Regions from separate parts of the Homo sapiens genome. Here region 1 is linked to region 2. A link is a contact called in ENCODE Hi-C or POLR2A ChIA-PET data. All regions are on one chromosome and are shown on one strand. Each heading gives the region's core, a stretch centred on a gene start or an enhancer-like site at or near the end of the contact. The rest is flanking DNA. Distances are from core to core; before and after follow the strand shown. Region 1 overlaps CABIN1 (calcineurin binding protein 1). Region 2 has its middle 14 kb from the start of MIF-AS1.

Region 1 (5,928 bases), core at 602-3,101, 140 kb after region 2:
AGGGATTGTGGTGATGTGACTGGAGAACAGAGGGCTGGGAACTGGTGCCGTGGCCACCCTCCATGGTGTAGGGGGAGGGCTAAGTAGAAGCAGGAGGGAGAAGTAGAAGCAAGAGGGAGTTAGGCTCAGTAGTTAAATTTGGGATTTGGTCATTAAAGGAAGAGTGTAGATTCCCTCTCTGGTAGCAGAGGACATGATGCTTTTATAGTAATCTCCATCTATTCCGGGGGTCAGCAAAACTTTTCCTTTAAAGAGCCAGAGAGTAAACATACTAGCCTTTGTGGGCCATGTACAATTTATGTTGTATATTTTCTTCTTTTTCTTTCTTTTTTTTTTTAAACAATGCTTTAAAAATGTGTAAACTAGCTGGGCATGGTGGCTAACGCCTATAATCCCAGTACTTTGGGAGGCTGAGGCAGGAGGATCACTTGAGTCAAGAGTTCAAGACCAGCCTGGGCAGCATAGTGAGACCTCATATCTACAAAAAATAAACAAAATTAGCCAGATATGGTGGCACACACCTGTAGTTCCAGCTACTTGGGAGGCTGAGGGGGAGGATTGCTTGAGCCGGGGAAGTCAAGGCTACAGTGAGCTGTGATGGCACCACTGCATTCCAGCCTGGGTGACAGAGCAAGACCCCCATCTCAAAAAAAAAAAAAAAATTAAAAAATAAAATTTGCTGCAGGGCACAGTTTACCACCCCTGGTTTCCTCAGTGCCTAGTAGGCATGAGCAAGAGCAAGGCACGAGTAAGGGAAATGGTGTATTTAAGGCATTTGACACAACCCAGCCAGTAAGCAAATTCTTCCTGTCTAAATGTAACACTAACTGAAGGCAGGAAAAAGATAGAAGAAATTCCTTCTAGCCCTGGGAGCCTCCATCATTTAGATTCTGGAATTTGAAGCACTGTCCTTTTTTTTCTTTTTTCTTTTTTCTTTTTTTTTTTTTTTTTGAGACAGAGTCTCACTCTGTCGCCCAGGCTGAAGTGCAGTGGCACAATCTCGGCTCACTGCAAGCTCTGCCTCCTGGGTTCACGCCATTCTTCTGCCTCAGACTCCCAAGTAGCTGAGACTACAGGTGCCCACCACCACGCCCGGCTAATTTTTTTATTTTTAGTAGAGATGGGGTTTCACCGTGTTAGCCAGGATGGTCTCGATCTCCTGACCTTGTGATCTGCCCGCCTCGGCCTCCCAAAGTACTGGGATTACAGGCGTGAGCCACCGCACCCAGCCAGCACTGTCCTTTTTTTCTTGAGACAGGGTCTCACTCTGTTGCCCAGGCTGGAGTGCAGTGGTGCGATCTTGGCTCACTGCAACCTCCACCTCCCAGGTTCAAGCGATTCTCCTGCCTCAGCCTCCCAAGTAATTAGAATTACAGACATGCGCCACCACCCCTGGCTAATTTTTGGTATTTCTAGTAGAAACAGGGTTTCACCATGTTGGTCAGGCAGGTCTCGAACTCCTGACCTTAGGTGATCTACCCGCCTCGGCCTCTCAAAGCGTTGGGAGTACAAGCATGAGTCACCGTGCCCAGCCTGAAGCACTGTTCTTTTATTCCTTTCTCAACACTTCCTGGATGCTGGCTCTGTGCAGGGGACTGTGCTCTGTGCTAGGGGCGCAGTGTGGCAGGGCCTGGTCCCTTGCTACAAGTGATACCAGGGGTAATCAGTCACCCAGAGAAAGCAGCACATGCCTCAAGCTGATGGGGGCTGTGAGGAGAGAAGCGCAGTGCTGGAAGGCCTCTGAACAAGGTTCCTGCTGCTCTAGGGGTTGGGGAAGGCTGGGTGGTGGAGCTGGGGTCTGACTGAGGCACAGGCATTGGCTAGGCAGAGGGCTATGCTGTGGGAGGGGACGTTGCATCTGGGCAGAAGGAAGCCAGCCCAAAGGCCCAGTGGCATGTGAGAGTGTGATTTTGTTTAAGGAACTGAAAGAGAGCTAATGTAGCAGGATTGCAGGGGGTGGTGTGAGAGGAGGCTGTGCAGCACCATGAGGCCAGGCTGAGCAGTTGGTCTTTAGCCTGAGGCATTAGAAGCAATTAAGGGATGGATAAATGGATACATTGTAGCATACCACGCAGCATAGTAGACAACACACAACCTTGAACCCAACACAACACACAACACGGAATGTGAAATACAAAACAATAGACAGCACACAATATAACACACCACACCATACCACAACAAAACACACAACAGTCTCCTGTTGCCATCCAGCAGGCTCCAGCCCATTTGGTAATCCACTGAGGTGCTGCTCCCCATAGGCCCTGCCCATGGTCCAAGTTCTTATAGACCATGTCCCTGTTGGCAGTCCCCCACAGGCTCTCCGCATAAAACAGATTCGTGGCAGCAGGGGAGTTCCACAAGTGTTTTAAAGACTTGACCTTCCTGAGGAGGAGTTTTTGAAGTGAGTCAATGGATTTCATACATACCTACTTGAGTCTGAAAGTGCCTCAGGCCAAGATGCTTATGGGGCTTCTGCTGCAGTGAGGGGCAGGTGGATGCCAGGTCCCTGGTCCAGCTTTGGCTGCCGCATCTTCAGTTCAGCTGTGTTAGACAAGATTTCATCAGTTGTGCCAGTGATGAAACCTTGATCACCTCCCCCACCCCCATGGACATGGCAGCTCCAGGAGCAGCTCTGCCGCCTCTGTGCAGGCAGGCCATTTTCCACTATGCTTGGAGTATTCCTCTGACAGGGTGGTGATCAGGTGTTGTGGCCCTCTCCCTTTAGCTGGAAGTGCCTCGGAGAGAGCTTGCTGGCCATGTACAATCATCTCACCACCTGTGAGCCCCCACGTCCCAGCCTTGGCAAAAGGATTGATTTGTCGGACTACCAGGACCCCAGCCAGCCTCTTGAGTCCTCCATGGTGGTGACGCCAGTTAACGTGATCCAGCCAAGCACTGTCAGCACCAACCCAGCTGTGGCTGTCGCCGAGCCTGTGGTCTCCTACACCTCTGTGGCTACAACCAGCTTCCCACTGCACAGTCCTGGTCTGTTGGAGACAGGCGCTCCTGTGGGTAAGCAGGCCCCCTGAATTTGGCTTCCGGGGAGACCCCGTTCACTGAGCCCAGCAGGAATGAGACTGCTGGGGAGCCCTGCCTCCCTAGACAGAAGGGTCATGCTGATGCTCATGACTCAAGTGGAAGTGGGAGCCCCCAGCCCTAGAGGAGCCTCTCAGCCTGCTCACAGTGCCACTGCCCGTCAGGGCCATTTCAGCTCTGAAGCCCTGCAGCTAGGAGGACGGGGGATCAGGGATGCAGCTCCTGGTCCTTGACAGTTCCCCCAGGACCATTTAGTGCCTGGCAGCCACATTCTGGCACGAAGGTTGCTCTTAACCACTTGTAATGTGGAAGCTGGCAGAGGTCCCCTCTTCTGGTCCTGCTCTCTTGCTGACTGTGTACATCCTGAGTTCTTTGATCTTAGAAAACAGTCAGCAAAGTTACCAACCACCATATGTTTTATTGATTTTTATTATTGCTAGAGTTGTCAAAAATTTTTGACAAAAGCTCCCGAGCCTTTTCTTGATTTCTGTGTCACTGAAAAAAAGAATATCTGGCAGATATAGAAGTTTCTGAATAAACATGTACATGGTTGTCTCTTTTTTACTTAATCATACATGACATTCTTCTATTGTCCATATAGTTCACACTGTTCTTTTGCTCTTATCATATTGCTGAGTGCTCAGAGGGTACTGGGTAGGGTCATAGCCACTCACTCTGTCCGTTCTGGGTAACAGAGTGAGACTCCGAAGTTCAGCCGACCAGTGAGGGGATGGGAGGGTAAGGGTGTTGCTTGCTTTGTAGCTGTGGAAAGTAATCTTGAAATCTGGCTTGTGGGTCCTGTGAAGTCAAGAAAGGTGTGAGAGTTAAGGGGTTTCAAATTAATTTTACTCAGGATTCTTTGTTGTTGAAGAAGAGATGGAAGATTTTTTGAATGTCAAAGAGTTTAATGCTAGTAGATTTATAAAAGAGGGAGATTGATGTGTCTGTGTGGTGCATTTTTTTCATCCCTGCCACCGTGTAAGATTTTAATTTGCATTCTTTGTGAAGGTGATATTTCTGGGGGAGATAAATCCAAGAAAGGGGTAAAACGGAAGAAGATTTCAGAAGAGAGTGGAGAAACAGCAAAGCGGCGGTCTGCCCGTGTCCGAAACACCAAGTGCAAAAAAGAAGAGAAAGTAGACTTCCAGGAGCTTCTGATGAAGTTCTTGCCGTCCAGGTACTGTGTATTTTTTCTGATTGTCAGAAACAAACCCACAAAGCTCCAGCATACACCATCAGTAACATTTCTCATTCCATTGCCACCCTCTTCTCTGGTCTCCTCCTCTGTGTTCCCATAACATCTGTGCAGATGTCTGAAGCACAAATCTCACTGGAGTAGGATCTTGGATTTTTCTCGCCTCTTCCCACCTCTGAAATTCCTGAAGTCAGGAGCTGTGACTTGTTCATCTTTTGAGAGCTAGAAGCAACATACTCATGTCCCTGTGTATTTACAAGACATCTATTTGTTGCTGGGAGGCAGAGGGGTGCTGTGCCTTGGGTGCAGATGCCCTGAAAACCCCATGGAAGGGAGCTTCCCTCCTGCTTTCAGGGAGTCCGTGTCTACTTGATTTGCTCCAGGCTCAGCAGGATTCCCTTGCATTCTGAGAAGGTAGAGGAGGAGCTTGTGAAGTATTCCTGGGTTTCACTCATTCTTAGTGCTTCTCAGGAGCCTAGGGGACAAGCAGGAACCAGGCTCCCCAGAGCTGGGAGGGACTTGGTCCCCAGTGCTTCTTACTTAGGTTTTCACCAGTCCTTCTGCCTTTTTTTTTTTGAGACGGAGTCTTGATCTTTCGCCCAGGCCGGAGTGCAGTGGTGCTATCTGGGCTTACTGCAAGCTCCACCTCCCGGGTTCATGCCATTCTCCTGCCTCAGCCTCACGCATAGCTGGGACTACAGGTGCCTGCCACCGCGCCTGGCTAATTTTTTGTATTTTTGGTAGAGACGGGGTTTCACTGTGTTAGCCAGGATGGTCTTGATCTCCTGACCTCGTAATCTGCCCGCCTCAACCTCCCAAAGTGCTGGGATTATAGGCATGAGCCACGGCGCCCGGCCAGTCCTTCTGCTTTTTGTCCTTGCCTGCTCACCTCCTTCAGAGGCTTTAGGATCCTCAATTTCTGAGCCTTCCTGGAGTTTATGGTGCCAGTGGGTTGGTTTCTTAATACTCCCCTTTCTCCTCCCTTAGCTGAGTGGAGAGGCCTCTCTCGGCAGACACCATTCTTCATTTGCACTGGGCCATCTGCCTTCTAACAGTTGGCTGGTACATTTTTTGTCTGCTGGGGCATCCTCGCCTATCTTCTGTCTTTGTGAGTTTATACCTTTTTTACTCCTTCGTTGTTACTGGAATGGAGTTTGGGAGCTAACCATATGTGTTCGATATGCCATCTTTAAACAGGAGTTAAACTATCTAGTTCTTTCCCATGACAGTTTATTTCAGTGGTAACAACATCAAAGTGGTGAAGGAGAAGCCAGAAGCTTTAGGTGGTTTGTAAATTTATTTTACAGCAAGATTCCTAATTTTCTTAATTTGTTGTCTTTCTGAGGTGAAGGTGAAATGCTTAGAAATAATGATTGTTCTCAGTACTTGACGCAGAACCAAAGTGGGGCTGCAGTGCCTTCTGATGAATTTTTCTTAAGGGGTAATACCAGAAGAAAGTTTCTCTTTGGAAGAACTGCAGGATTGTTCTTTGGTTGATGGTGCCAAGAGATTTGAGTGACCCTATATTCCCCTTAGCCCTGCTTTTTACTCCAAGGTCTTGTTCCCTAGTCCCATTTACCTGGATGGTTTCGACTTTCTTTTTAATCTTCATTTTAGTTGTTGGTTTCGTTTGTGGTTTAGTGTCTGCTCCTTTGTTGTTTATTTTTGTTAGAGATGGGGTCTTGCCCTGTTGC
Region 2 (6,871 bases), core at 3,447-5,946:
TGGCTGATGTAAGCAAATCCCCGTATCGGGACTCAGCCGGGGAGGGTTTTTGGCTTTGCTCAGGAAGGAATTCAAGAGTGAGCTAACAGACAAAACTGAAAGCAAAGCAAGTTTATTAAAGCAACATTGTACAGCAAAATGGCTGCTCCACAGACAGAGCAGGGCTACCCCACAGGTAGAATAGCACTCCAGGATTGCTGGCTAGCTATATTTATACCCCCTGCTAATTATATGCTAAATAAGAGGCAGGTTATTCATAAACTAGGAACAGGAAGTTCCTGGAACCATATAAGATAATTCCTGGGTTATTGCCGTGGGATCATTTGTAAACTGTCATGGCCCTGGTGGGAGTATCTTATGCAAATGCATTTTAATTCCTATTCCGAGCTGGTTTTGGCCATTCTTTGTTATTGTTATGTTCTGTTTTGATCAGCAGGGTTTTGACAGGTGCTTGGAAAAATCCTGCTGATCTCCTCCCTCACAGGGACATGCCTACTGCCAAAGGAGAGACGGAATTATCTTTCTATTCTCCCCATAGAAAATATTACAAAATCACTGTCACACGAAAATGTGATCAAAGAGTCTGCAGCCAAGAAATATGGGGGGGACAGAGTGTTTTAAAGGCGAAGGTGTGTCTGTCACTTAGTAAAAATGTCAGGATTCTTTTTTTTCTGGAGTTTGTGGTGTTTGTCGGCTTTTCAAAATTTGTCATTCCTTTTCTTAATCTAAATAATCATTTTATAGAGAAAAAAAATTACTCATCAGTGTTGATGATGCCCTGGTTTTCTGTTCAGCTTTGTTTTCCAATCAACTCTTCACCCAAGACTCAATCCTCCACCCTCCAACTCTTCATCCAAGACTCAATTCACCCAACACTCAATCCTCCACCCTCCAACTCTTCACCCAAGACTCAATCCTCCACCCTCCAACTCTTCACCCAAGACTCAATCCTCCACCCTCCTCCAACTCTTCACCCAAGAGTCAATCCTCCCCTCCCAGTGTTTACTGATCAGCCTCCTATCAGCTATTAATGGGACCTCAAACATTCTCTATGGCTCTGTTCTCACGCAATGCAATCTGCTAATCTCTAGGAACTGCAGACCCCACTTAATGCATTTAAAGTATGTATAATGTGACCCAATAGCTTCTTTATCCCAAGCTTATTGATTCCTATAAGAATCATCATCCTCAAGTCACACATGAGGAAACTGAGGCCAAGGCCAATGCTAAGGCTGATGGAAGTGACAGATGTTGAAGATGACACAGCATGACACGAGGGATGAGGTCAAGGCTATTGATGAGGTCAAGACAGCTGTTGTGCTTTGTCCCAAGGCCATTCCAGTTGGTGACAAAATAACTATAACAGATTCCTGGCCAGGGCTTCTCCCTCACAGCAGCTGCCTCCTACTGGAGTCAGAAATGCCTTGGTTTATATAGTTTCATTCATAGGCTGTCTTAACTCTATTTAAGCAGAAAAGGGCTGAAATGTCTTGCCCAAGATCCCTCAGCTAGTAAGTGACAGATGCAGGTTTCAAATCCAGGTCGCTGGACTCAGGGCAGGGCCAGGGGGAATGAGGGCAAACAGACTGGCAGCTGATCAAACTGACACTGCCTTCCTGGTAAAGGGGACAGTGAGGAGAAATTGACAATAGCAGGAGGCTCTGACCACAACAGGCTGCCTCCAGTCTCTTCTCTCACCAGTGGCCCCCAAAGCCACGTGAGTTGGGCTTTCTGACCACACTTTATTGCATTTGCAGACCCTACATGCTTTAAACACACTTTTAGTATCTCACTGGGTCTCTAACAACCCCAGGAGTGGGCAGGGCAATAATTATTTCACAGTTGACAAAGCAGCTTCACGAAAACATTGGGAGCTCAATAACTTCCCTATTGGGATGCACCCCCAGGAGCTGTTCAGTTAATGTCATAGCAGGTTCAGGGAATGGGCTTAAACCCCAAGATATCCTACACCATTTTGTACACAGCAGGTTCTGTAGGGAGAAAACCAACAAGGTCTTCCCGGAGGGAATGGGCTTAAACCACAAGATATCCTATACCATTTTGTAAGCCTCCCTGTGATCATTTCCCATCCAAGTACTAACCAGGCCAGACCCTGCTTAGCTTCTGAGATCAGACGAGATTGGGCGTGTTCAGGGTGGTATGTGAAAGATTCTCCCCGGGGCCTGAAAGTTTGGGGGGATGAATAACTCCTCCCTTCTCAGGCCCAGTCCCAAGGCACAAGACCACTTGTGCTAGCAGCGTGTGTCAGCAAGATAGCAGAAGCAGGAAGAGAGCTGGCCAGGAGACACGTACCCCTGAAGATCAAGAGAGAGGCCATCTGGGTACCATGTAGCAGTTACATCAGACTGGGACACTTCCTGTTTACAGGAGACTATAAAACCCCTGCCCCGTCCTCACCTGGGGCTGACGCCATTTTAGGCCTCAGCCCATCTGCACCCAGGTGCTCATTAAAACAGCGTGTTGCTCCACACTGCCTTGTGTTCTTTGCTGGCAAGCTCTCGGGGTTCGAACCAACACAAGAGCCTTACAGTATGGCCGCAGATGTCTCCCAACATTTCACAGAACCTGGTCAGAATAAAACATTCCATGGGGGTTCAGGTCATAAAAAAATACTGCCTAACCACCTAACCACAGGAACATCTCTATTACATCCTGCTGGATGAAGGGCCCAAGGAACATCTTCAACATCCTGCAGGGGAGCAAGCTATACTGCCCCTTCTCCCCCGGTCCAGACCCATAACTGACAGAGCAGGAGCACTGCCATCTTGAACAAATACCACCATTCTAAGTTCCCCCTTCATTAAAAGCCGCCTAAATCCAGCCCCAAAACATCAGCCTAATGGCTAATGTCAGCATAACCAGAAATATTCCAACCCTAAGATAAACCCCTCTGACCAGAAACATGCCAACCCCGAGACAGCCTCCCTTCCGACCAGAGACATTCCAACCCCGCAATAAACTTTCCCTCACACAGAAACATTCGGAACCTACGATAAGACCCCTTCCAAAACCCTTAAATATCCTTAGTCTGTAACAGAAGTTAGTCTGAGCTAACTCGGCCAGAAGCCCCTCTCAAGTTTATTTTCTAAAATAAACCTGTCCTTGTTGACTGCCCAGCCACCCTTCGTGTTGCTTTCCTCTTCCTTATAGTAAATGTCCCAGTCTGTAAGTGGGACTCGTGCTCTGAGACTAAGCTGGTCCCCCCTCCACAGGTTTGTGCTGGCAATAAACCTGTGTTGCTGTTAAGCTGCCAACTCTTTAACCCTCACCTTCCCTTCAAAACCTAACAAAGATGAATGAGGCATGAACATGAAGACAGAGGGTCAAACCCAAAGAGCAGATTCCGTGAGAAGTCTCCCTATTGACAAGGGTTACTAAGGATGGGGTCTTCTCTGGACCCCCTAGTCTTAGACTTAGTCCACCACATCCAGAAGCCCTTGAAATAAGATTGCAGTGCTTCTGGCATAGCCAAAGACATAGACTTCTCTAAAAATCAGTGCCTAGCTCTCCCCAGGCTGGGCCCTAATTTTTAGTCCAAGCTGTATTATTTTGTAAATCTTCCTGCCATTTCATAGACCCTGGTCACAGTGAAACATTCTGCAGGGGTTTGGGCTGTAAGTAACATCCTCCCCAACTGTCTGACTTCTTTATCACATCTTGTTGGGACAAAGGTTTAAGAAATATTTTTATTAACATCCTCTTGGGCAGTAAGTCCTACCATTCCAGACCCCTCATCCAGGCCTATAATGATTCCAGCCTGTAAGTGCTAGTGGGGCTTTGGCATTAAGTTGGTCCCCACCTCTGTAGGTTGTGTTAATAAACCTGTGTTGTAGAGTGGTCAACTCTCTTGTCTTTAACCCTCGTCTTTTTTCAAAAACCTAACACTCATGTGTCCTCTCCCTCACCTTCTCCTGGCATCCCTTGCCACTGTCCCTCTGTCCCTCTTTCCCCTCCTTAACCCAAAGGGAAATCTCTCCCAAAGGTAAAAGTCTCCCAGGGGTTAAGAGGGAGCTTGAGGCACCAGAAAGAGCTATAGTCACAGCCACCTGTGAAAGCCATCTCTGAGGTCCCTTCCTGTCACAACAGCTGGGCTCCTGACTCAGACCAAGACAGCTTTTGTTTCTTTTCCTTTCTAGCCCCCCACTTCCCACCCACCTTTCTGCTTTCTCATATGGGCTCATTATGGTTTATAGGGCTGGGGAACGTTGCCTCTTCTGCCCTCCATTTCTCCCATCTCCCTTCTTTCCCCTCCACTTTTTCTGAGTCCACTTCTCTTCCCTTCTTCTTCCTTCCCTCTGGGACGCTGCACAGTTCCTTCCACCCGGCACGGCCTGGGACTCTAGACTCCCTCTGAAGGCACGGAAGTATTTCCTTCCCTCCCTCCGACCCGATCTTTCTGCCCTTGATTCAAAACAATCTGAGGTCCCTAGGCCCTTCCCTTTCCGCCTCTGCGCTCCCCATGGGGTCCGGTGTAGTTTTCCCGCCCCTTCCCTGCAGCTCCCGAGACCACCCGGACACAACGGAGCCATCCAGCGCCCTCAGAGGCCCTGGGCACACGGGCAGATGGTCACCGCCTCCTAAGGGAGCAGCGCGCGCCCGTTGCTCGCTGCCCGTTGGTTGTTGCTGGTAGCTCCGGAGGGCGGGGTTGGCGAGGAAAGTGAGTCCGTATGTCCCCAGCATGCTCCGCGCGGGGGCGGGGCTCTAAGGGGGCAGGCGAAGGCGGAACTGGCGTGGTCAAACCAACCTATCAGCCTCCAGCATGCTCCGTGTGGGAGCGGGGTTCCCGGGGGCGGGGCTTGGTTTGTGTGCCCTTCCGGCGTTTCGCCCCTGCGTTCTCTGAGATGCTCCCACGCAGATGTATGGGCCTAATTCGCTAATATCCACTCTATATCCTGTTCCATCCTCTTGTAATGGGCGTTTGGAGTGTTGCCAATTTTTTGCTGTTATAATGATTGTAATAGCATATTAAAAAACTTGAACATAGTTTGATTGTAATAACATTAAATATAGCATCTTAAACATACAGTTTGAGCGTGCCAACCTGATGGGTGTGGAATGTAATATTCATTATAACTTTGATTTTCATTTCCCTACTTTGAGTAAGTTTGAACTTCTCTTTATGTAATTATTGACTACTCTGTTTTCATGTTCTGAGAATTGCCTGTTTGTATTTTATGCCCATTTTTCTATTGGGTTGTGGTTTTTATTGATTGGTAGTTCTTTATAATTTTATGGATACCAGTCTTTTACTAGTTCAGCGCATTAATTGCAAATATTTGCTCCCACTCTGTGGCTTGCTTCCTTTCCACCCCTAATTCCTAGGGTGTCTTTTTGAAGCACAAATCTAAAATTGTAACACAGGCGACTATCAATCTTTTCCTCTATGATTTGAGCATTTTGTGTTTTGCTTAAAAACTCAGCCCTTGTCCCAAGGTCATAGAGATATTCTCCCGTATTTTCTACTGATCCATCCCCCATATTTAGGTCTTTGGTCCATCTGTATTAATGTTTATGTGTAATATGAGATAGGGATCCTACTTTATCTGTATTGTGTTAACCAAAAAATGACTGAGACAGGTGTCTCAATCAATAAAGGTTAATTTAGCCAAAGTTTGAGGACATGCCTGGGAAAAACACAAGTCTCAGTTCCTAATATTAACCGCTTGCATTTAGTAGAAATGACCTTCAAGGTTCTCTGTAGCAGAGATGTGGTTGAAAAAGGAAAGGAAGACATAGGGTTTGTAGATGGCCATAGCTTCACGGAAGAGCGAAAGAAGGGCAGGATATGTGGTTCTCTCCCTATGGAAAACCATAGAGGCCAAAAGCTTCCCTGCCCAAACTTCAGCCCCAAAGACTCAGATAATAGCCTTAACCAGAGCCCTGGCATGAAGAAAGGACAAGGCCTTGACTGTTTATACAGACTTGAGATATGTGCTCACTGTGATCCATGCCCATGGTGCAATCGGGTACGAAAGGGGACTTCTGAATGCCAATAACAAATAAATCAAATATGAAACATAAATATTGGCACTACTGCACAGTGGAAATGACTAGACAGATTGTGGGGGTCATCTAATGGGGGACTTTGAACTAATGAAGGGGAGCAACCTGGCACACACAGGGAGGGAAAGTCCCTGCTTCCTTCAGTACCTCTTTATGAATATAAACCAATAAACCAAGACACTCCCCTGGGGAATTACAGGAAGCCATGCGAGAGGGAGAGCATCAGAGTTCCCTCTCAGAGGGATGGGCCCTAAATAAGAGAGGCAGGATTTGGGTGCCCAGAAATCTGAGTTGGGCTATTATAAAGCCTGCCCATGATCTCTCAATCTATGGCAAGAAGACTATGCACACCTAGCTCCTCAGGATAATAAGGACCCCAAAAGCAAAGAAAATGATGGATAAAGTGGCTGACCAATGTGTCTATTGTCAGAGAAACAATGCTCAAAACAGACCTCCCATATCTCCCTTGGCCAAGGTGGTACAATTCAGGGGAACCATGTGAGGGGAGGACTAGCAAATTGACTCCAGTGTTATGCCTATGTCTTCTAGAGGATTTAAATATCTCCTGGTGCTTTTCTGATGCCTTTGCTGGTTGGATAGAGGCTTTTCCATGCTGGACTGAAAAGGCAGAAGCCATGAAGTCTTTACTAAAGGAATTTATCCCTCCATTCAGTCTCCCTAAGTCAGTCCAGAGTGCTAATGGACCCGCATTCATTTCTAACATAGTAGTAAAAACTTCCCAGGCCTTGGTCATACAGTGGAAGTGGCATGTAGCCTGGAGACCAAACTCCTTGGGAAAGACTGAAAGGTCCCATAGAACTCTCAAAGGTATCCTAGCCAAGTTATG

What was found. Hi-C counts contacts between places; a loop is a spot of excess contacts on that map. ChIA-PET counts read pairs that join two places held with the same protein, here RNA polymerase II (POLR2A). Pooled maps may share reads with other maps.
Region 1: a loop to region 2 is called in a pooled map, with 2.1 times the contacts of the local background. The contact joins two enhancer-like sites. A Hi-C loop is called at or near these places in 2 of 50 pooled maps. POLR2A ChIA-PET finds 5 or more read pairs at or near these places in 3 of 52 experiments (activated CD8-positive, alpha-beta T cell, activated naive CD8-positive, alpha-beta T cell and naive thymus-derived CD8-positive, alpha-beta T cell).

The regions. Positions count from the first base shown.
Region 1 is chr22:24,052,145-24,058,072 of GRCh38, forward strand. It overlaps CABIN1 (calcineurin binding protein 1), which reads left to right. Exons shown (of 37, transcript NM_012295.4): 9 at 2,729-3,015; 10 at 4,048-4,216. Among named protein-coding and RNA genes, the nearest start is that of CABIN1, 44 kb to the left of the region's middle. Within about 2 kb of position 1,852, at least 3 of the 41 ENCODE cell types and tissues checked have a DNase peak (open chromatin) inside an H3K27ac peak, as active enhancers do.
Region 2 is chr22:23,909,360-23,916,230 of GRCh38, forward strand. No RefSeq gene overlaps it. Among named protein-coding and RNA genes, the nearest start is that of MIF-AS1, 14 kb to the left of the region's middle. RefSeq lists an enhancer at 1-21. Within about 2 kb of position 4,697, at least 37 of the 41 ENCODE cell types and tissues checked have a DNase peak (open chromatin) inside an H3K27ac peak, as active enhancers do.